Linked DNA regions of Homo sapiens: regions 2 and 3 are each linked to region 1. A link is a loop called in an ENCODE intact Hi-C map of the cell type or tissue named here. Cell type or tissue: Caco-2. All regions are shown on one strand. Each heading gives the region's core, and the rest is flanking DNA. Links, peaks and the distances in the headings are about the cores only. Region 1 overlaps LOC105374910 (a long non-coding RNA gene). Region 2 holds the start of LOC105374910 (a long non-coding RNA gene). Region 3 overlaps LOC105374911 (a long non-coding RNA gene).

Region 1 (7,157 bases), core at 2,719-5,218:
CCTGGCAGATACTTTATGTCATGTTGCCATGAACTGCATTGTTCTGCCCCAAGCCCCAGGCTACTGGAAAAAATGGTAAGTGTTCCAAGTTTAAGCTAAATAATATGTTTTTAATGAGATCATGTGCGTTGCGGATCAAAAGCATCACCAAAAGGTAAAAAGTTCAAAAAGCCCTTTACATGCACAGTGAGTTTGACCAAAGTGGCTTTCATGATCTTTCTGATAGAATTTTAAAAAGCACTTTCAAGTTTCTGATCCTAAATGTTACACTTCAGCAGGTTTTCTCCTTGCCTTTCATCACACAGAGACAGGAGCGATTCGGTGGTAGGGTACATCTATTAGCAGGACAATAACAATGCTTTGCAATCTGTGTGCTGCTGAACATAACAGGGTCTAGGAGCACTGGGGAGTGTTGTTGCAGTGGTCTGGCAATCTGATAGAATATTATCCCTTCAAAACACTGGGGAAAACCCACTAAAGCAAGCCCTGGCTTAGGAGAATTGGAGTTCTGCTCAAACCACATCTACTTCATGAGACTTTCCTAGAAATCTCCTCCATTAGAATTAACAGGAGGAAGGGAGAAATAAATCAGCATTTGCTGAGTTTCTATGAAATAATAAATACAGGCTGGGCCCAGTGGTTTGCGCCCGGAATCCCAGCATTTTGGGAGGCTGAGGCAGGAGGATTGCTTGAGGCCATGGGTTCAAGGCCAGCCTGGGCAACATAGTTAGATCCTTGACTCTATTAAAAAAAATAGCCAGGCATGGTGGTGTGTGGCTACAGTACTAGCTACTTGGGAAGCTGTGGCAGGTGCATCACTTGAGCCCAAGAGTTTGAGGTTGCAGTGAGCGCTGACCACGGCACTGCACACTCCTGCCTGAGTGACAGAGCACGACCTTGTCTCAAAAAAAAAAAAAAAAAAATCACATGTTGGGGTCTTTAGATGTATTATTTCATTTAAACTTCAAATATCCTTAGGAGGTGGCGACTGTTAACAAGCTGTTATTCCTGGCCAGGTGCGGTGGCTCAAGCCTGTAATCCCAACACTTTGGGAGGCCGAGGCAGGTGGATCACCTGAGGTCAGGAGTTCAAGCCCAACCTGGCCAACATGGTGAAACCCGCCTCTACTAAAAATACAAAAATTAGCCAGGCATGGTGGCATGCGCCTGCAATCCCAGCTACTTGGGAGTTTGAGACAGGAGAATTGCCTGAACCTGGGAGGTGGAGGTTGCAGTGAGCTGAGATCACGCCATTGCGCTCCAGTCTGGGTGACAGAGCAAGACCCTGTCTCACAAAAAAAAAAACAAAAAAACAAAAAAAACAAACTTCTTCCATTGAACATTATTTTAACCATGAATATAGAATTTCTTCAAATCATCCTTGTATAAAATTAACTTTTAAAAATAGCCTTAACTTTTAGGCTCTGTGAGGTGAGAGAGCAGAGGCCATGCACTTACTACTACCATTCATGGGCCCACTGAATGTTGGCTTCAGTGTCAGATTCTCTTATATGTATGTCATCTCCTTTAATATTTAAAAATCTCTGGAGTTTGATATTGTTTTGCTCATATCATAGATGAAGAAATTGTCTGAGAGATTGAGTAACTTGCTTAAAATCACCCAGTCAGTAAGTGGCAATGCTGAAATTTGAACTCAGTTCTGCGAGTGTAAAGCCCACATTTCTCTAGTAATATCTAGTATTTCTCTAGAAATAACATTTCTAGAGTCTTCTTGCCTCCAATCTTGGTGTTGCCCCTAGCAAAGTGTGCTTCATTGTTTCTCCAAATGAATGTATTGTGAATGATCCATTTTCCAACAAGTAGACCTGCCTTCCAGGCCCTCATCACTAGATTGCAAGCCACCTCAACACATTTGCCCGTGCCGTCTCAACACGCTTCCAACTCCGGCTTGGACTAAGTGTGACTCAAGGACAGTAGCATCAGCGTCACCTGGCACTTCATGGAAATGCACATTCTTGGATTCTTTTTCAGGCTCTGAATCTGGGGTGGCTCCCAGGAATGTGTATTTTAAAATCAAGCTTTGCAAGTGATTTTTATGCATGCTGAAGTTCAGAAACCACTTACTTAACTGCTTTTCTTGCATCTAGGCATGAATCATTCCCTCTATCCTTTAGAGAGCTGCCAGTGATTTTTTTTTTTTTTTTTTTGAGACAGGGTCTCACTCTGTTGCCCAGGCTGAATGCAGTGGTGCAATCACAGCTCACTGCAGCCTCAACCTCCCAGGTTCAAGCGATTTTCCTACCTCAGCCTCCTGAGTAGCTGGGACCACAGGTACATGCCATGATGTTTGGCTAATTTTTTGTAAAGATGGGGTTTTGCCATGTTTCCCAGTCTGTCTCAAATTCCTGGGCTCAAGCAACCCACCCACCTTGGCCTCCCAAAATGCTGGGATCACAGGCCTGAGCCGCTGCGCCCAATCTGCCAGTGATTTTTTGAAACACGCTTAGCCTCATGTTCTATAGGCTATAGCATACTTTCTCCCTAAGGAGACACTGTACCCTTGACATGCTTCTTTTCAGGAACCCACAACATTTTATTTGAGGGATTTGCTTACATGACCATTACACTCATTGGCATGGGCCCTTTGAGGAGTTGGTCTTCACCTATATAGCCCTAGTATGTAGCACCTCTGAAAACTATTGAATAAATTAAGGAAACTGCTAAGTCACGTCATTTTCTTGTGGCAAGAGGGGCTGCAAAATTTATTAATTAATCTGACATTCCTTTTTCTAAGATTTTTTGATGGTAGATTTTTCCCCAATTAAATCATATAGCTAGGAGTTGCGGGAAAAATGACAGGATCAGAGCCTGTTGTTGAAAGTCATCTACAAACATGCTGCTACTCTACTTAAGGAATCTACAATGAGATGGGTTATGCTAATTGTCCAAGCAGCCACCACTTTGCAAAGAAGCAACTGATGAGCAGAATGTTTATTTTGCAACTAAAAAAGATTAGGAAGATTTGTCCCCCTACCTTGAAATTTTGTTGAGAGCCCCAAATTAAAAATGTCATTGACAAGCATAGTGTCTTTCTTTCTTTCTCCCTTATGGAATCCAGAGTTAGAGGTTGCCCTCTCGATAGGCAGGGTGGGAGCTGACAAAATGAGGTCGTTTTAAGGCTACTAAAGATTCCATTTTGTGAGTGAACACATGGAGGCTTATGGAGTTTCAGTAATTTATCTAGAGTTCCACTGGTGGTGAGCAATGGGGCTGGGGTGGAACTCTGGTTTGCCTGATGTAAGAGGTAATGGTCTTTCCCTGCACACTGGCCTCTCAACAGAGAGTTCGCAAAGGCCTGAGCCTCAGCATCAGATCAGGTGCTTTAAAAAAATTTCTAGGTGCCACCATGGGCCTACCAAATTAGAATCTTGGAGGTACAGCCAGGGGAATTTGTATTTTTAAAAAATGTTTGGGGCTGGGTGTGGTGGCTCACGCCTGTAATCCCAGCACTTTGAGAGGCCAAGGTGGGTGGATCACCTGAGGTCAGGAGTTCGAGACTAGACTGACCAATATGGTGAAATCCCGTCTCTACTAAAAATATAAAAATTAGCCGGGTGTGGTAGTGAGCACCTGTAATCCCAGCTACTCAGGAGGCTGAGACAGGAGAATTGCCTGAACTCAGCAGGCGGAGGTTGCAGTGAGCTGAGATCATGCGACTGCACTCCAGCCTGGGTGACAAGAGTGAGACTCTGTCTCAAAAAAAAAAAAAAAAAAAGTTTGGTTATTTGTTGGTTTATTCTTTAAATTCTGATGCTTGTCCTTGTTTGGGAAATGTGGAAACAGGCAGCCCCATATTCAGAAGGACTTGAACCTGCCTCAGCCAACCTGGTAGGTATCACCACAAATTCAGTGGTTCTCAAGGGTGGTCCCCATACAGTGGCAGCAACATCATGTGGGAATTTGTTAAAAAAATGCAAATCCTGGTGCCCCACCCAGACTGCCTAAAGGGGATCTAGGGTGGTGCCTTACAATCTGTATTTTAATAGTCTTCCAGGTGATTCTAATGGTTGCTAAAATTTGAGGAACACCGATCTAATTGTTTACTGTATAAATGTACGTATTCCAGACACGGCCATTTCTAAGCTATTATCAGTTACTTGGAGCTCAGTGTAGATGAAGACTCTAAAGGAGGTGAGGAGAGACGCAGCAGCACCAGCAGCAGAGAGAGAAAGAGAGCGCGCGCTAGAGAGAGCGAGGTGAAAGGGGATGAGTGGGGTTAAGAAGGGAGGCAGGTAACTGAACAATCTACCAGACTTCCCAATTTTGCCTGAGGCCAGTCCCGCCTACCTTAGCTCCTGCCTTTCTTCTAAGAAGTAAATGTCAAAAGTAGTTTTCTTTGAAGGTGACATAGGTATTTAACACCTCAAACAGTTAGAACCCCACCAGACAGTTTTACGATGTGATAATTTACCTCTTACAAGTAAGTACACTTTGCCCAGGTAGAAACTGACTAGCTGAATCTGGGTTTCAGCAAGGAATTCTACTGAAACAATTTCTTCCTTTTTGAAGGCAAATCTGATTGAGTTTTTTTTAATTGGAAAATTATGTTCCTTTGGGCTCATTATATCACCAAAATATTAGGCTAATGATTGGTCTAAAAACCAGTGTCCAGGGATTTCTGTGGTTTAAAAAGATTAAATGAAGGACTGTAGTCTTACTTCTGCACAGTACAGAATGAACACATTTTTTTTCTTTATTTAAAAGTATTCAAATAAAACATTCATTTTTCTGCTTTTTAAAAAGTCAAAATTTTCAAATAACTTCCAATATGCACCAATTATGTGTTGGGGATACAAGGATAAACAAGGCAGGATTCTGATGCCCAAGGAGCTTCCAGTCCAGTGATAAACTTGTAGTCATGATTGACATGCACATATTCTATTCTCTGTCAGAAATCTCTTTGCCCAAGCTGTGTGCCTAGATATTAGTTACATAGTTGCCCATACAACTAGGTCTCTTACCCATAAGAATATCAAGTCAAGAGAATAACTATCAATTTGGGCATTTCAAACAGAGAGAGTTTAATTTAGTGTATTGATAACATAGGTATTAGAAGAACTGAGGAGGCAGACAGGACTATGGGGGCGCTCAGAGACTTGCAATGTGAGGAAGGGCTGAAGAGACACAGGGAAAGATGGTGTTACCAGATCCCAGAAGCTGGCTCCATTGGATGGTTCTGGAACCACAATGGGAACTGCTTGGTAGAAGCTGGAATCCTAGACAGATGTAGCTACTGCTGGAGGTGTCCATCAAAGTAGAGTGAGAAGGAGAGAATCTTTGGTTCCCCCTTTGTCTTGTGCTCCAGTCTTCTGTGAGCACCTCCCATTGAACAAATCTAAGTGGAAGCCAAGAGGACAAGCATTCTGGAAACCACCATCCCTGAGGTACAGACAGAGCAGGGGGAATGTGGAGAATGGATCTAAGGACAAAGTCCAAGGAAGGGCAAACTCTAGCTGTCCTCCTCTGAAGGAACTTCTGGTTCTTTCTTGGCTGGAGCAGGGTAAGAAAGATTCTGGAGAAGTCAGGACCACTCCCCGGGGAGGAATGTGGGGAGATGCAACCTCGTGGAAGGCAGCAGAGATAGATAGAGAAGTAAAAGCTGTGTGGAGGCATAAGGACCCCTGTCAGAACGAAGATTCTTGGATTCTCCACCAAACCCTACACTTAACCCAAATTATTTTATTTATTATTATTGTTATTTGCTTTTTTTCCTCTTGCAACAGTGGTCAATGTCTGCCTTCTACACTCAGTGAAAATCAGTCTAATGGCGAACCCACACAGATATCAATGTATCTACATTGATTTGCCTTTCAAGAACTTGGGAGGCTGAGGCAGGAGAATTGCTTGAACCCGGGAGGTAGAGGTTGCAGTGAGCTGAGATCACGCCACTGCACTCCAGCCTGGGCGACAGAGTGAGACTCTGTCTCAAAAAATAAATAAATAAATAAATAAATAAATAAATAAATAAATAAATAAAAGAACTCAGAGAAGAAATGCTTAGCTCAAAGAAAAAAAATTGCAGGCATCGTGACATTTAAGGCAAACAGATTTCGGGCAGGAGATTCCCCCTGGGACCCTCAGTGGGCTCCTGCCTCTCTACTTTAAAGAGTTTTCTGTATAGAGACCTGGTTCATCGTAATTTTACTAGGACCATTGCAAGTTGAATACAATAACCTCAGCTCAAGACAGTCCTTTTCCAGGGCCAGCGTTTAAAAAAACTTTAAAAAAAAAAAGATCCAATCCATTGTGGGCCCATACTTTGATAAAATATAATATATTATAAAAATTACTGGAAGAGTTTCATAGAAAGAGACATACAATACATAGGATCTCTTTTTTTTTTGATTAGATTCAACAGGCATATAGTGACTCTATCCAATGGTGGTGAAAATTTCCAAATTCTTATTCTTGGTCAGGTGCGGTGGCTCAAGCCTGTAATCCCAGCACTTTGGGAGGCTGAGGCTGGTGGATCATTTGAGGTCATGAGGTCGAGACCAGCCTGGCCAACACAGTGAAACCCCCGTCTCTGATAAAAATACAAAAATTAGCTGGGTGTGGTGGCGCATGCCTGTAGTCCCAGCTACTCGGGTGGCTGAAGCAGAAGAACTGTTTGAACCCAGGAGGTGGAGGTTGAAGTGAGCCGAGATTGCACCCCTGTACTGCAACCTGGGCGACAGAGTGAGACTCTGTCTGAAAAAAAGAATAATAATAATAAAAAAATTAATTCTTACTCTTGACTTTGTGCTTGCCTCCTTGTAGACCAGCCAGCCAGTTTCTGGACAGGTTCCGGTCTACTGTCCACACAAGCCTAGAAACACCATCCAAGATGGTCCTTATGATTGCAGGAGGCCACTCTGAAGGAAACTCATGTTTCCCCTTCCTGCCCTCTGTGGCCTGTGAGTTTTGGAAGTCATGGCCAAGACTGAACAAAAAGCAGGATCTGTGAGTCAGCAAGGACCTGGTGCAGAACAGATCTGAGGAGGACGCTTAGCAATAGCTGAGAAGTATTTCACCCATTCTGCCTTTATATTTATTTATTTTTGAGATGGAGTTTTGTTCCTGTTGCCCAGGCTGGAGTGCCGTGGTGCAGTCTTGGCTCACTGCAACCTCTGCCTCCCAGGTTCAAGCGATTCTCCT
Region 2 (7,157 bases), core at 2,029-4,528, 76 kb before region 1:
AGTGAGACTCTGTCTCCAGAAAAAAACCAAAAACAAAAACAAAAAACAAGATGATGTGACAGAGGCAGAAGAGGCAGAGAGTGGAAGGATACAACTGCAAGTCAGGGAGCTCCAGAGATTGACAGCCACCAATACAAGCTGGAAAGAGACAAGAAGTCTTCCCTAGAGCCCTCAGAGACAGCATGGCCTTGCTGACACCTTGATCTCAGACCCTTCCAGAGCTGTGAAACAATAAGCTTTGTTGTTTTAAGCCACCCAATTTGTGGTATTTTCTTACAGTGACCCTAGGAACCTAATACAGTTGGTAAAACCCAATTCTGAATGGCCAAATCAATAAGGCATATTTCTCAGTCTTCTGAATTGTTTCTTAAGGAAATTCCATTACTTTTCATTTAAATTTTTGGTACTGTCATCCAGGGCTAGGGTGAGAGGAGTAAGGCACTTGCCTCAGCTGCAAAATTTAAGGAGCTGCCAAAAACCTCGGTAATTAAGAGAATATTTCAGGACAATATTTTAAAAAATTAAAATTTATGCAAAAAATTATGATGAAGAGAATATGAGCATTTTAAATACAGGATCACTATTATTGATTTTTTTCTCTTGAGTCTGTATGGCCTGGTATCGCATTGTCAACATCTAAATAACATAAGTATGTTTAAAATACATATAGTGAAAGACATAGAGGCAAACATATTCATATAAGATATATTCTATATTCCAATTTTATCTTAGGAAGACACCCAAAAAAGATGACAAGGTAAAAGCAAGGTGACTTGGGTTGAATTCACTTTTCCCCATGTGAGAACTCAGATTGTATTGACAGTGGGAAGACCAGATCAGCAACATTGGGTTACAAGGAGAGCCCAGGTAAGCATTGTTTAAACATGAAATCTGCATAAAAAAGGCAAGCTGCTATAATCGCAGTAGCAAAGGGAATTAGATTCTTTGGCCTTTACCACATGATAGTAAATGACAGCATAATAAATAAAGCAAAAATGATTTCTGACTTATACTTTTCACATCATATCCCGGAGGCACTTTGCTATTGTTACAAGTATATTAAATGTAGGTCTGATTATTTCTCAGAAGGAGCTGACAAGAGACATAGTCTGGTACATGGAGCTTCTGGCCTATGTTTGGTGGTTAATATTTACTGGCTTCATACTTCTCCTGAAGCTAAGGGGAGATCAATGATAGAGCTAGGAGAGACCAAAAGTGGAATGCCTTTTCACACATGTAATGCACATTAACTTTCTTCAGTTGCTTAAAGATGTTGTTGAGTGTTTGCCTAACATGTGAAGTTGGTTATTAGCTATTCTCTTATCCTGGAAAAGTGCAAGTATCACTCCAGTGGCCAATGGAGAGGGCTTAGATATGGATTCTATGACTAGGAGAAAATGGATAAGATGGACATAGATGAAACATGGGGATCTATGTTACTGAAAAAAAATTTTATTGACTTGTTTTTTGGTGTATATAGTTCTATATATTTTAACACATGTATACATTCATATAACCATCACCACAATCATATGAAAACTGCTTTATAAACCCTCAAACTCCCACATATGACTTCTTTATAGTCACATTCTCTAAAACTTTTGTCTTTTCTTTGCAGAATGCTCTGTAAATATTGATTATTTTAGCTGTCATGTTTAGGTATTTAATTTATTTTGAGTTAATTTTTGGAGATAGTATAAAGTAAACATCCAATTTCATTCTTTACATCTGGATATCTGTTTTCCTGGCACTATTTGTTGAAAAGATTGTCTTTTCCCCATTAAATGGACTTGGCACCCTTGTTAAACATAACTAAACCATGTATGTGGGAGTTATTTTTCTGGGCTCTTTGTTCTGTTCTATTGGTCTATATATCTGTCTTTACTCCAGTACCACACTGTTAGGATTTTTGTAACTTTGTAGTAGGCTTTGAAATCAGGAAGTGTGAGACTTCCAATTTTGTTCTTCCTTTTAAAGACTGCTTTGACTGTCATTCAAGCTTTCTTGAGATTCCATATGAATTTTAAAACGCAAATTTCTGTTTTTGCATAAAACATCATTGGGATTTTGACAGAGATTGTATTAAATTTATAAGTTGCTTTGAATAGTATAGACATCTTAAAATATGACTTCCATAATATAGGTTGTCTTTTCACTTATTTATACTTTCTTTTATTTTTCATCAACGTTTTATATTTTTAGTGTATATGTTTTTTGCCTTGTTAAATAAAAAAATATTTAATGATACTTGCTAAAGCCTGGTAAAAAACACTTCATTCAGGACCATCACAATAAGTATCGGGACCAGTGCAATGAGATTTGTAGTCGGGGAGAGGGACTGTGTTTCTAGAAATTTTTCCACTTCATCTAGGTTTTCCAGTTTGTTGGTATACAATTATTTATAGTACACTTATAATTCTTTTTATTTCTGTAAAATTGAATTAATGTCTCCTTTTCTGTTTCTTATTTTAGTTATTTGATACTTCTCTCTTACTTTTAGCCAATATAGCTAAATCTTTGTCAATTTTGTTGATCTTTTCAAAGAACAAACTCTTGGTTTTGTTGATTATCTCTATTGTTTTTCTGTCCCCTATTTTATTTATCTCTGCTCTAATCTTTATTATTTACTTGGTAATGTAGGCTTTGGGTTTAATGAGATTGTTGATTTGAGATCTTCTTTTTTAGTGTAAGCATTTATAGCTATAACTTCCCTCTTATTATTGCTTTTGCCCTAGCTCATCAATTTTGATATGTTGTGTTTTCATTTTTATTTATTTCAAGATATTTTCTAATTTCACTTGTGATTTATTCTTTGACTCATTGCTTGTTTAAGAGTATGTTGTTTAATTTCCACAGATTTGTGAATTTTTCAGTTTTCCTTCTGCTGTTGATTTGTAGTGTCATCGTATTGTATTGGAAAAGATAGTTTGTTTGATTTCAATCTTTTATAATTTATTAAGACATATTTATGCTCTAGCCCATGGTGTATCCTGAAGAATTCCCCATGTGCACCTGAGAAAAATGTGTATTTTGCTGTGTGGGGTGGAGTGCTCTGTATATTTTAGGTCTAGTTGGTGCATAGTGTTATTCAAGTTAAGGGAAGTTTAAAATTTTCCTATGAAGGGTTAACTTGAGCCTTTAAAACAAACTGATAATAGAGTAACAGAAAAAAGCATACAAATATATTAATGTGCATTTGGGCATGGAAGTCATACAAAATAGGAAAACCTCAAAGAAATGACCAGATGGTTGATGCTTTTAAACCTTCTTGAGGTTACGGAAAGAATGGGGGCTTGGAGGAAGATGGCAAAACAGGTTATGGTGCCAAGCCAGGTTATGGGAGGGAGAAAAGAGGACGAAAGGCATGGGGCAAAGGTAATCTTATTAAGGAGATGAAACGTCACAGGGATCAGCACTCAGAAAGAATGAATGGTAGCCTTGGTATTTGCTTATCAGTTAGCAAATACCTTTAAAGGTTTAAAACTCTCAGTTAATCTTTTCTAGATCTGGATAAGGGGGGAGTGTCTCAGAGAAAGCTTATTTGCATCTGTTATTTACTTCATTTTATTTCCTCTACAGATGTAACCTTTCCCCTCAGTAGACAGCTTTGCAGGCTGTTCTTGTGTTTGCAGTCCCTGTGTATAGCCTTCTCAAAATACAAACGGCATATTTTGAGGTAAAATATTTTCAGCGCCTTTAAATGTTTGTATTTCCTTACTGATTTTCTATCTGACTGGTGTATTTATTATTGAAAGTAGGGTAGCAAAGTCTCCTACTGTTATTGTAGATCTATTTCTTCCTTTAAGCTGCCAATATTTCATTCATATATTTTGGAGTTCTGATGTTTGGTGCATACATGTTTATAATAGTTATGTATTTTGGTGAAATCACTCTTTATCATTATATGATGTCCTTCATTGTCTCTTGTAACAGTGTTTGACTAAAAGTCAATATTGTTCTGATCCCAGTATAGCCACTCCTGATCTTTCTTGGTTACTATTTGTATGGAATGTCTTTTTCATCTTTTTACTTTTAACCTGTACATGTCTTTAGATCTAAAGTGAGTCTCCTATAGGGAGTTGATAGTTGAGTCCTGTTTTTTTTTTTTTTATTTACTCCATTCTGTTAATTTATGTCTTTTGATTGAGGATTTTAATCCATTTACATTTAAAGTAATTACTCACATGAAAGGACTTACATTTGCCACTTTAGTAATTGTTTTCCGCATGTCTAATAGCTTTTTTCCCCCTCATTTCCTGCCTTCCTTAGTGTTTTTTGTAATGACTCATTTTCATTCCCTTCTCATTTTCTTTTGTGTATATTGTTTTTAAATTTTTTTTTATTTTATTTATTTATTTATTTTTGAAATGGAGTCTCACTCTGTAGCACAGGCTGGAGTGCAGTGGTGTGATCTCAGCTCGCAACCTCTGCTGCCTGGATTCAAGCGATTCTCCTGCCTCAGTCTCCTGAGTAGCTGGGATTACATGCACCTGCCACCATGCCCGGCTAATTTTTATATTTTTAGTAGAGACAGGGTTTCAACATCTTGGCTAGGCTGGTCTTGAACTCCTCACCTCATAATCCACCCGTCTCAGCCTCCCAAAGTGCTGGGATTACAGGCATAAGCCATCATACCCTGCCTCTTTTGTGTATATTCTATAGATATTTTATGTGTGGTTACCATGAAGACTACTTGTAACATTCTAAAGTTATAACAATGTATTTTAAATTAAAACCAACTTAACTTCAATTGTATATAAAATCTCTATTCTCTTATAGTTCAGTTCATCAACTTTATCTTATCAATGTCATCAATTACATCTTTATGTATTATGTACCCATTATCATTTACAATTATTTTTATGAATTTGTTTCTAAATCCTATAGAAAATAAAAAGTGAAATTACAGCCAAAATTAAAATCATACTGTTTCTTATATGTATTTACTTCATGTATTTACTTTTACCGGAGAATTTTATATTTTCAGATGGCTTTGATTTACTGTCTAGCATCCTTTCATTTCAATTTGAAGGATTCCCTTTGGCATTTCTTGTAGGGCAGGTCTAGTGGTAATGAATGACCTCAGCTTTTTGTTTATCTTAACATGTCTTGGTTTTTCCCTCACTTTTGGAGGACAGCTTTGCCAAATATAGAATTTTTAGTTGATGATTCCCCCCCCCGGCACTTTAAATATATTGCACCACTACCTTCTGGCTTGCAAGGTTACTCTTGAGAAATCCACCAATAATTTTATTGAGGGCCTCTTATATGTGATCAATCACTTTTCTTTTGCTGCTTTCAAGACTGTCTCTTTCTCTTTAGTATCTAAAGTTTGATTATAATGTATCTGAGTGTGGGTCTTTTTGGGTTTATCCTACTTGGAATTTGCAGAGATTCTTTGTAACTACATGTCTTTTCTCAAATTTGGGAAGTTTCTAGCCATCGCTTCTCCAAATGATTTCTGCTTTTCTCTCTCTCTTTTCTCCTTCTGAACTTTCATACTCGTCCTCTTGATGGTGTCCCATAAGTCCTTTTGGCTCTGTTCCCTTTCTTCATTCTTTTTTCTTTCTGTTTCTCAGACTCAGCAATTTCAAGTGATTTGTCTTCAAGCTTGGTGATTCTTTATTATGCCTGGTCAGGTCTGCTTTTGAACTTCTCTAGTGAATTTTCAATTTAGTTATTTTAGTCAGCTTCTAGTTTTTATTTTTTTTGTTTTAAAATTTTGCTGATAGGTGTGTAGTTTAATCCTGTGGTCTGTCATGTTGGGTAACCTGCTACATTGTCATCAAATTTGTTTAGTAGAAAACGCTTATATCAATGAAGAAGAGGTTAGGGTGCATTTTAACGTCATGGAGAGCAGAATTGATAAACTGATATTGGCCATTAAATGTCTCAGAGGTTTATCAGTATAAAGATCACTTTCTTTCAAAATGCTCTATATTTTAAAAAATCAGCTTTCAAAATATTCTTATACAATGGAGAAAATATTGTGCCCTGAATTTCAAAAGACAGGTGCAAGGTTTTGTTACAGGTTAGAGAACAAGACAGGGTTAGATTTCAGGCAGGTAGTGTCTTCATCATCAGAATGTAACATTCTTCCCTTATGCAGGATACATAAATCATAATATATCTGTGAAAAACCTCACAGTTGTGTGATTGTCTATCAATGGGCTGTCTCTAAATCCTGAACAAAGTGGCAGCCAGAGTAACAATGCATTAGGTTTAGTTTCTGTTTCCCAAGACACAGACTCTTTGCATGGCAAAGAGAAAATATATTAAGGCAGTGTGCAAGCATGAGGCATCATTGACCTTACACATAACTTAGCTTATTCTTTGCATTGTCCTTAGTAAGGAGTTCACTTTTTGATTATTTGTTTGTTTGTTTGTTTGTTTTTGAGATGAAGTCTGGCTCTGTTGCCCAGGCTGGAGTGCAGTGGCATGATCTTGGCTCACTGCAACCTCCGCCTCCTGGGCTCAAGCAATCCTCTCACCTCAGCCTCCCAGGTAGCTGGGGCTACAGCCTCATGCCACCATGCACGACTAATTTTTGTAATTTTTTGTAGAGATAGGGTTTTGCCATGTTGCCCAGACTGGTCTTGAATTCCTGAGCTCAAGTGACACACCTGCCTTGGCCTTCTAAAGTGCTGGGATTACAAGTTTAAGCCACTGTGCCTGGCTAATTAGCTTTTTTAAAGTGCTAAAGATTTTTTAAAAACTAAACAAATTTTAGAGGATTTATAGAGATGCATTTTCAGGAAGCTGGATTATTTAGTTATGTTTGATGTGTCATTTATATGACCCTAAACAAATTAAAAGAGAAAAAACTTCAGTCAATTCACTAGTGTACACAAAGACAGGTGATATTTTTGATAAATTTTCCACCATCAAATTAATGAAATAACTAATTGCTTTGATTTCTGTTACACAAAGCCCCAAAGCTGTCAATGCTAGAAAGTAGCACAATTAAATTCATTTGCTTTTTACAGAAAATGAAGGGCCTTAAAATGTTTGGAATATTGAAAGCAGGTATTGGATACTGGGTTGGTCCATTCTCATGCTGCTATAAAGAAATAGCTGAGGCTGGGTAATTTATAATGAAAAGAGGTTTAATTGGCTCACAGTTCTGCATGCTGTACAGGAAGCATGATGCTGGCATC
Region 3 (7,157 bases), core at 2,920-5,419, 89 kb after region 1:
ACATTTTTTTCTCATGTTTAAAAGTCATTTGTGTTTCTTTTTCTCTGAACTGCCTACAGATTTTGAGCTCACAGGGAAGCTCCCTGTCAAGATACTGGTTTCCTTAAATGGTCTCACCCACTGCCACCCCCTCTCCCTCCATACACACATATATCTTCTCTTTCTCATTAGGATAGTTCTTGATTTTATAATTAAGTTTTACCTCTGGTGCCTCTTGGAATCTCGAAGCAAGTGGTATACTTTCTTGCCAAAGAGTGGATTATTGAGAATAAATAGCTCGACCCTATTTATTTTTCTATGTCACACCTATTGAATTCTATAATACTACAATCCCACAAGAATTATCAGGACATATTTCTTTTGCATTCCCACTCTGCTTCTATTTTGAAGTTAGTTTAATTTACCATTTTTCTGTAGTGGGTGTTAAGCTCTTTGAGGTGGATGACCCTGTCTTTTCATCTCCTGCTCTCACTGCCTTGCACACAGGGCCTGCGTCTTGGAAGCCCTCGGTTGATATTAGTCCACTAGTGACTTTCCTGCAACACTCATCCTTGGGAGAGACCTTGAGATGTGTTTAGCTGACATTAGGAAGCCACAGCTTTGGGAGTGGCTAGCTTCTGTTTCTGTCCTGGCAAACTATTTCTAGGATAAAGATTTAGAGAGTCGTGGAAGTTGCTTCACAAAATGAATGGAAGTTTTGTTGGTTTGGTCACTTCTGATGTCTTTCTAGTCCCATTTGGTTGCTGTCCATTGTCCTCAGGCTGTCTTCTCTCTCTTGAAAACCTGCTGTTAGCAAAGGACTTGATAAGTTCATTCACACTGAAGTGCAACTGACTGATAACAGGTTAGATGAAGAGTTTGCATGGTAACCTATTCAAAACCTGAAGCTGAGCAATGAAGCTGTAATGCTGATATTTCATGATATAGATGGCAAGTGTGAGAGTTAAGTGTTTGGCCGAGCAAAAGTCTTACATTCTAGAAATCTGAACATGGAGATAGCATGAATTTTCTCTACTCCTGCATGAGACCCTGGTCCCTCTTTTGGACTGTGGAGGAAGTGAACTTCTAAGCAAGCTAAGCAGATGTAGCAGTGGTGCACAGGGTCTATTTATGCATTCTGGTCCACATCATAATAGATGCACCAAGGAAGGTGGTAATAGTTCATTTTAAAAACTCTCCTGTTTTATTATACTAATTGATGCAACTGATGATGTTTCTCTTCCTTAATAATAGTGACATTCATTTAATATCTCCATATTAACTAGTAGGTTCCAACTTATACTAACAGCATTTTTAGAAAAATCTATTAAAATTAAGAAAGGCTCAAGGAAAACAAAAAGAATAATTCCATTAAAAAATAGAGCTTATTGTTGTAGACATTAATGGACTATCTTAGTCCATTAGGACTACTATAACAAAATGCCATAGACTAGGTGGCTTATAAACAACAGAAATTTGTTTTTCATAGTTGGGCTGGGAAGTCCAAGATCAAGGCACTGGCAGATTTGGTGTCTGGTGAGGGCCGGCTTCCTGGTTTATAGATGGTGCCTTCTTTCTGTGTCTTCACATGGAAGGGAGTGGCTAGCCCTCTAGGGCCTCTTTTATAAGGGCACTGATCTCATTATGAGGGCTTCACCCACATAACCTAACCACCTCCCAAAGGCCCCACCTCCTCATGCCATCATCTTGGAGGTTAAGATTTCAATGTGTGAATTTTGGAGGACCATAAACACTCAGTTCACTGCTTGAACTATCATTTCCCTCTTTCTCTTTCTATTTTCATGTAGCTATTCCCTTTATTGCAAATGCAATCTTCCTTTCTGCCACTGACATCTCTTAGCTTTAATTGATTTTCTTGACAGCGTTTTCCTATTCTGGTTCTTCTTCCGTTGTGCCATTTTCCAGATACAATCCTGTATTTATTTACACAGCTTTTTTTTAAAGCCCTTCATAAAAATTCCAGCAATTGTTTCTTGCTCTCTGCCTCTTCCAGAGAAATTGTAATTTGCAAAGGCTTAATTAGGATCTCTTAGGATTCTCCACACTTTAGGATTTTAATATGTACTATTAGCACATGGTAGTCCTCAGGTTTCTTAGCTCTTCCAAATTTTCTTCCCCAAATCTGTATAGTCGTGGTTTCTTAAAACATTTCTTTCTAAAAGAAGTCTGAAAGAAAACCAGATAAACATTATTATTACATCAAAGTTGCAAGCTGTTTCCGCACCACCATTTAGAATTGTTCTTTTAAGTTTTTAAAAAGCAAATGCTGAAATTCATTTGAATGCTGTGTTCATAATAAGAAACCATTTTAATGATCACATATGTTGTTGTTTTAAGGGCTCATTTTATAATTGAAAGAATACACTCTAGACTAGACTGTCTTGGGGATTTGATTCATGCAATTCCTTCTTCATTATGTACTGAGCTGTTTATTAATCAGCCTGGCTCCACAGTCTGTTTTTATTCACTTTGATTTCTTTTGTGTTTAAAGTTCAGGGTTTACATTTTCAGTACTAAAAATGAAGATGACTGCTGCTTTTAGTTGTTTGTTTGTTTATTATGCCAACTAGATTTCTAAACATTTCCAGGCTGCAAAGGGAAAAAAGAAACAACAAAAAAGATGGGAGGAATATCCTGTCAACACATTTGCTTATTATATCTGGAGCCCTTGGAATGAGCCAATTAGTCCTAACGTTCTATTTGAGATTGTATTGCAAAGGCATTTGTTTTGCAGCATGGATTTTTTTTTTAAGTTAGGAGCAAATAGGACCAATTATGTGCTTTGATTCAGAGAGTTTTCCACCCACCGCCTTCACCCAATTGTACCTCACTCCCTACTGTTGGACTTAAGCGCTTCTCAGTCTTTAGGAGTCTCCTGTAATGTGAATGATAAGTAGCGGATACACATTTTAGTCCAAAAGTCCAAAATGCTAAGATGCAAAAAAACCTCACCGTATTTCTTTCTTTAATGCAATTAATTTCCAGTTAATCCTGCTCCACAGACAGATTCATTAGTGGGTCTCCCTCATGCTGCATAAAAATTTAGGAGAGGGTGCTTCAGCACTGCAGAACATTTAGGGAAGTGTCCTCTGTTCCAGTCTACATTGATCACCTGGAAGAGGAAAGTATACATATAGTGGTGATAACCTACAAATCACATTTGTCAGTTTACTTGAAGAGCAAACAGGCTTTCAGATTAACCAACCTTGGGGAAGTCTTGTGATTCATGATGACACCCAGTTCCTGAGTAAAGAATCTTATATTGAGTGATACAAATTGTTGACGTACTGATTAATGTAAGACCTACTGACAAAGAACAAAGGACGCAGATTTATTTCTGAGTCATGAGGTTTTACTGATTGTCACACAGGTAGACATTTTAGCACCTGTGTAGCAATCTGTAACCAATGATTGCAGTTTCTATATTATGCCCTCCAGTGGAAATGGACAACTGTAGAGTGAGGAGTCCTCCCTTCTAAACTCTCCTATGAAAGCCTGTCCAACTTATAACAGATTCTGGAATACTCCCACTTTTGTTGGTGTGTTTTCCTGGGCCCATCCTCACATTTGGGTTCCAATAAAACTTTATTAATTTCCTTCCTTCCTTCCTTCCTTCCTTCCTTCCTTCCTTCCTTCCTTCCTTCTGAAACAGGAGAGTTCCCTGACCCCCCTCACAGAATGTGCAACAGGGGTTTGGCTCATTTATTTGGACACCATGTGCTCAAAACCCTTACAGGAGGGGAAGCATGCAGGTGAGCAGGTGCAGGAGCCAAGGCGAGTGCTTTTGGGCTCCAGTCCCATGGCAGTGTTTAGGTGTATTACAATGTTCTTTTAGCCCTGCCGTCTGGGGATTGCTTGAGTGTTAAACAGTTCAGTGAAGAGTCAGTGTGACAGCCTTTTTGGATTCCTGCACCTAGTGCGTCCCAAATTCTAGTCCAATGTCCAGGAAGAATCAGGTCACAAGGGCTTGAAGGATGGAGAATGTAGGGATTTTATTGAGTGATGTAGGTGGCTCTCAGCAGGATAGGGAGCTGGAGAGGGGATGGAGTGGGAAGATAATCTTCTCCTGGAGTTCAGCCATCCCACAGCCGATCTCTTCTCTGACCACCCCTAGCCGAACTCCTCTGGATGTTCAGATGCTTCCTCTCTTTTCTCCTTCTGTGTCGTACCACTCTGCTGCTCTTTTCCTCACGAATCCTGGGGTTTAGGGGTTTATATGGACACAGGATGGGAGGTGGGGGCATGGCGGGCCAAAAGGCAACATTTGGGCATGAAAACAGGAATGCCTGTTCTTATTTAGGGCCTCGGGTTCTCAGGCTTGAGGGTGGGGCCTTTGCAGGGGAACAGCCCTCTTCTACCCAGTATTTCCCTGCCTTCTGTTCATTTCCCTCCCTCCCTCCTTTCTTTCTTTCCTTCCTTCTTTCCTTTCTTCCTTCCTTCCTTCCTTCCTTCCTTCCTTCCTTCCTTCCTTCCTTCCTTTTCTCTCTCTTTATGGCAGGTTTTTCTCTGTCACCCAGGCTGGAGTGCAATCATAGCTCACTCCAGCTTTGAACTCCTGGGTTCAAGTGATCCTCCTGCCTCAGCTTCCTGAGTAGGAGTAGCTAGGACTGCAGGTGTGCACCACTGCACCTGGCTAATTTTTTTTCCCTATTTTTGTACTTTTAATTTTTTGTTAAAACAGGGTCTTACCATATTGCCCAGATTGGTCTCCAACTCCTGGCCTCAAGTGATCCTCCCACCTCAGCCTCCCAAAGAGCTGGGATTACAGGCATGAGCCACTGTGCCTGGCTTCAAATTATTTCTGCCTTAGCAGCTTTAATTTCTATTAACAGGGGAAAGAACAAAACACACATTAGGAGCTCAATCAATTAGCTGCTTTGGCTAATGTTTTGTTTCTTTGTGAATGGACACAGGAATGAAGAGAATCTGAACTAAGATGGGGTGAAAGTAGGAAATCATTCCCCCATGTCAAGTGCAAGGGCTATCCAGTTAGAGGCCAACACAGATGTCTGATCAAAGGTAAAAGTCTTTGTGTGCTTGCAACAAGGGAAGTTGTCTAATAGGGTCTGAAGACAGAAAGTCCTGTGGTTGTGTCCTGCCCTTCTCCTGCCACACTGGGCCTGCCTTCAGCAGCAATGTCCCTTGGTGGTTGTCCGCCCTCTGCCACCTGCCTTCATTTACTCTTGCAGTGGGGTTTATTTACTCTCACTATCATTTGGATATACAAAGAAATTTTAATTCCCTTATTTTTCAGACATCAACCTGACCTTCCTTATCAGCACTTGGTAATGATGGTGCTGACAGGTAACACAGTACAATCCAGTTAAACCCTTCATCTGATTCAATCGTTTAACTTTTTTTTGAGGTTTAATTTAGGATTTTATTATATTTTACCAGTCTTTTAGATTCCACTCTGCTGCTTTCCAGTATGGTGCAGAGGGAATATAGTTCCTGAGGAGAGGTGCCCATGACTGCCAGGTTTTGGAGGAAGGGGTGGCCTAGCCTCATATTGGTTCTTGGGGCATTCTGGCTGGCATCTGCTGAGGGATGTTTGGTGTGCCCCTATCCCTGGTCATTCTATGGTATCCACCCATGACAACTGTGGCCGCTAATCTCATGGTCTATTGTTTCTCAGACTTGGTCAGGGCCTGGCCAGCTTGCCCCAAACATTTGCAAGGCTGGGGGCAAGGCTGCTATGATATATGAATACCTAAAAGTTAGCAATCAAGCTGACACACTTTTAAATATGTTCCATTCCTTTACCTTGACAAATATATCTTTATAATGACAAAATTGAAAAATATGTTTAAAACTATAGCTTTTGTAAATTGGAAAGTCAGTAAAATATTGACAAATTTATTTATAATTATACATCTGAGTGTTCTGTTGATGGGTTGATATTTACATGACATACAATGAATACATAATTCAATGAATTTTGTTATATATTTCATTGATTTATTTTTCTTGATTTCATTTTAGCACAATCATTAATTACATTTTTATGATCAAGATTTTCATAATTTGGTTCCATTCATAGTAATGCCAAATGAGATAACATTTCCTGAATCATTATACTTTGTATATATTTTCCCTTAGTTTCAATCTGGAGAAATCTTGCTTTGCAGAATGTTTAGCAAACAGAATTGTCAATAAAAATTTTAAAGCAATATTTGATTTGGAATGAATCCATGACTTTTTTATGCATGTTGAAACATTGTAATGGAATTGTTGTATAATGATATAATAAAATTGTTGCTGAAGATATCATTATCAATTATTCAATTTCATCTTATTAATATCATTACTTACACCATGAGTAAGGTGGTCATCACCAGGTCTTTTGTTCCATATAGTTTATCTTCAGTTTTTCTTCTTTCAACTTTTGAATTCTTAGATAATTATATTTTTAAAAATGAAAATAGCTATGCTCTGCTCAAAATGTTCAGATCTCTCTTTAGTGAAAACTATGCCTTGATCCATAAGGGCCAAAAATGTTGCCTATAGAAATAGTTTGGAGATTATTTCTACATAAATCTTCTTCACAATCAAGCAGTTTTGTTTCCTTATTTTAATTTTATTTTTAATTGAAGTGTTACAATTTTCTACATTTCACATGCAGCCTGTTTCAATTTAGGCAAACTGTATTTTTCCAAAATTAAAAAAGTTTTGATCCTTTAAAAAATAAAATAACCAAAGTTAAGTTTTTGTTTGTGCTAATATTTATAGCAAGCAACAGTTCCAACCACATTCCATGAACAGTGCAAATTAAAAATGAATTTCATGTTTGTACAAAGCAATTCACTTTTTTTTTTTTTTTTTGACGGAGTCTTGCTCTGTTGCCCAGGCTGGAGTGCAGTGGTGTGATCTCAGCTCACTGCAACCTCCACCTCCTGGTTTCAAGCAATTCTCCTGCCTCAGCCTCCTGAGTAGCTGGGATCACAGGCGCATGCCCACCATGCCTGGCTAATTTTTTGTATTTTTAGTAGAGATGGGGTTTCACTATGTTGGTCAGGCTGGTCTCAAACTCCTGACCTTGTGATCTGCCTGCCTCGGCCTCCCAAAGTGCTGGGATTACAGACATGAGCCACCACGCTGGGCTCAATTCATTCTTTATATGAGCATCTTCTCTTGAGCGTCTTGTGTTGATTTACTTA

The links. Hi-C counts contacts between places; a loop is a spot of excess contacts. Peaks named below come from ENCODE experiments on the same cell type or tissue, not always from the same donor. Only the 100,000 strongest peaks of a DNase experiment are listed, where the experiment ranks them.
Region 2: it touches region 1 in a loop (2.8-fold over the local background); 1 of 110 quality-filtered maps calls a loop at or near these places.
Region 3: a loop joins it to region 1, with 3 times the contacts of the local background. A loop is called at or near these places in 1 of 110 quality-filtered maps.

The regions. Positions count from the first base shown.
Region 1 is chr6:8,230,199-8,237,355 of GRCh38, forward strand. The region is part of intron 2 of LOC105374910 (a long non-coding RNA gene); the gene reads left to right. Among named protein-coding and RNA genes, the nearest start is that of EEF1E1-BLOC1S5, 130 kb to the left of the region's middle. RefSeq lists an enhancer at 1-157. In Caco-2, for the core only: no CTCF peak of the experiment used is centred there; a DNase peak (open chromatin) is centred at 4,263.
Region 2 is chr6:8,154,585-8,161,741 of GRCh38, forward strand. It overlaps LOC105374910 (a long non-coding RNA gene), which reads left to right and starts at 3,597. Exons shown (of 4, transcript XR_001743950.2): 1 at 3,597-3,676. In Caco-2, for the core only: no CTCF peak of the experiment used is centred there; a DNase peak (open chromatin) is centred at 3,357; H3K4me3 peaks cover 889 bases.
Region 3 is chr6:8,318,618-8,325,774 of GRCh38, forward strand. LOC105374911 (a long non-coding RNA gene) reads left to right here. Exons shown (of 5, transcript XR_007059438.1): 4 at 4,914-5,019. Among named protein-coding and RNA genes, the nearest start is that of SLC35B3, 110 kb to the right of the region's middle. In Caco-2, for the core only: no CTCF peak of the experiment used is centred there; no DNase peak of the experiment used is centred there.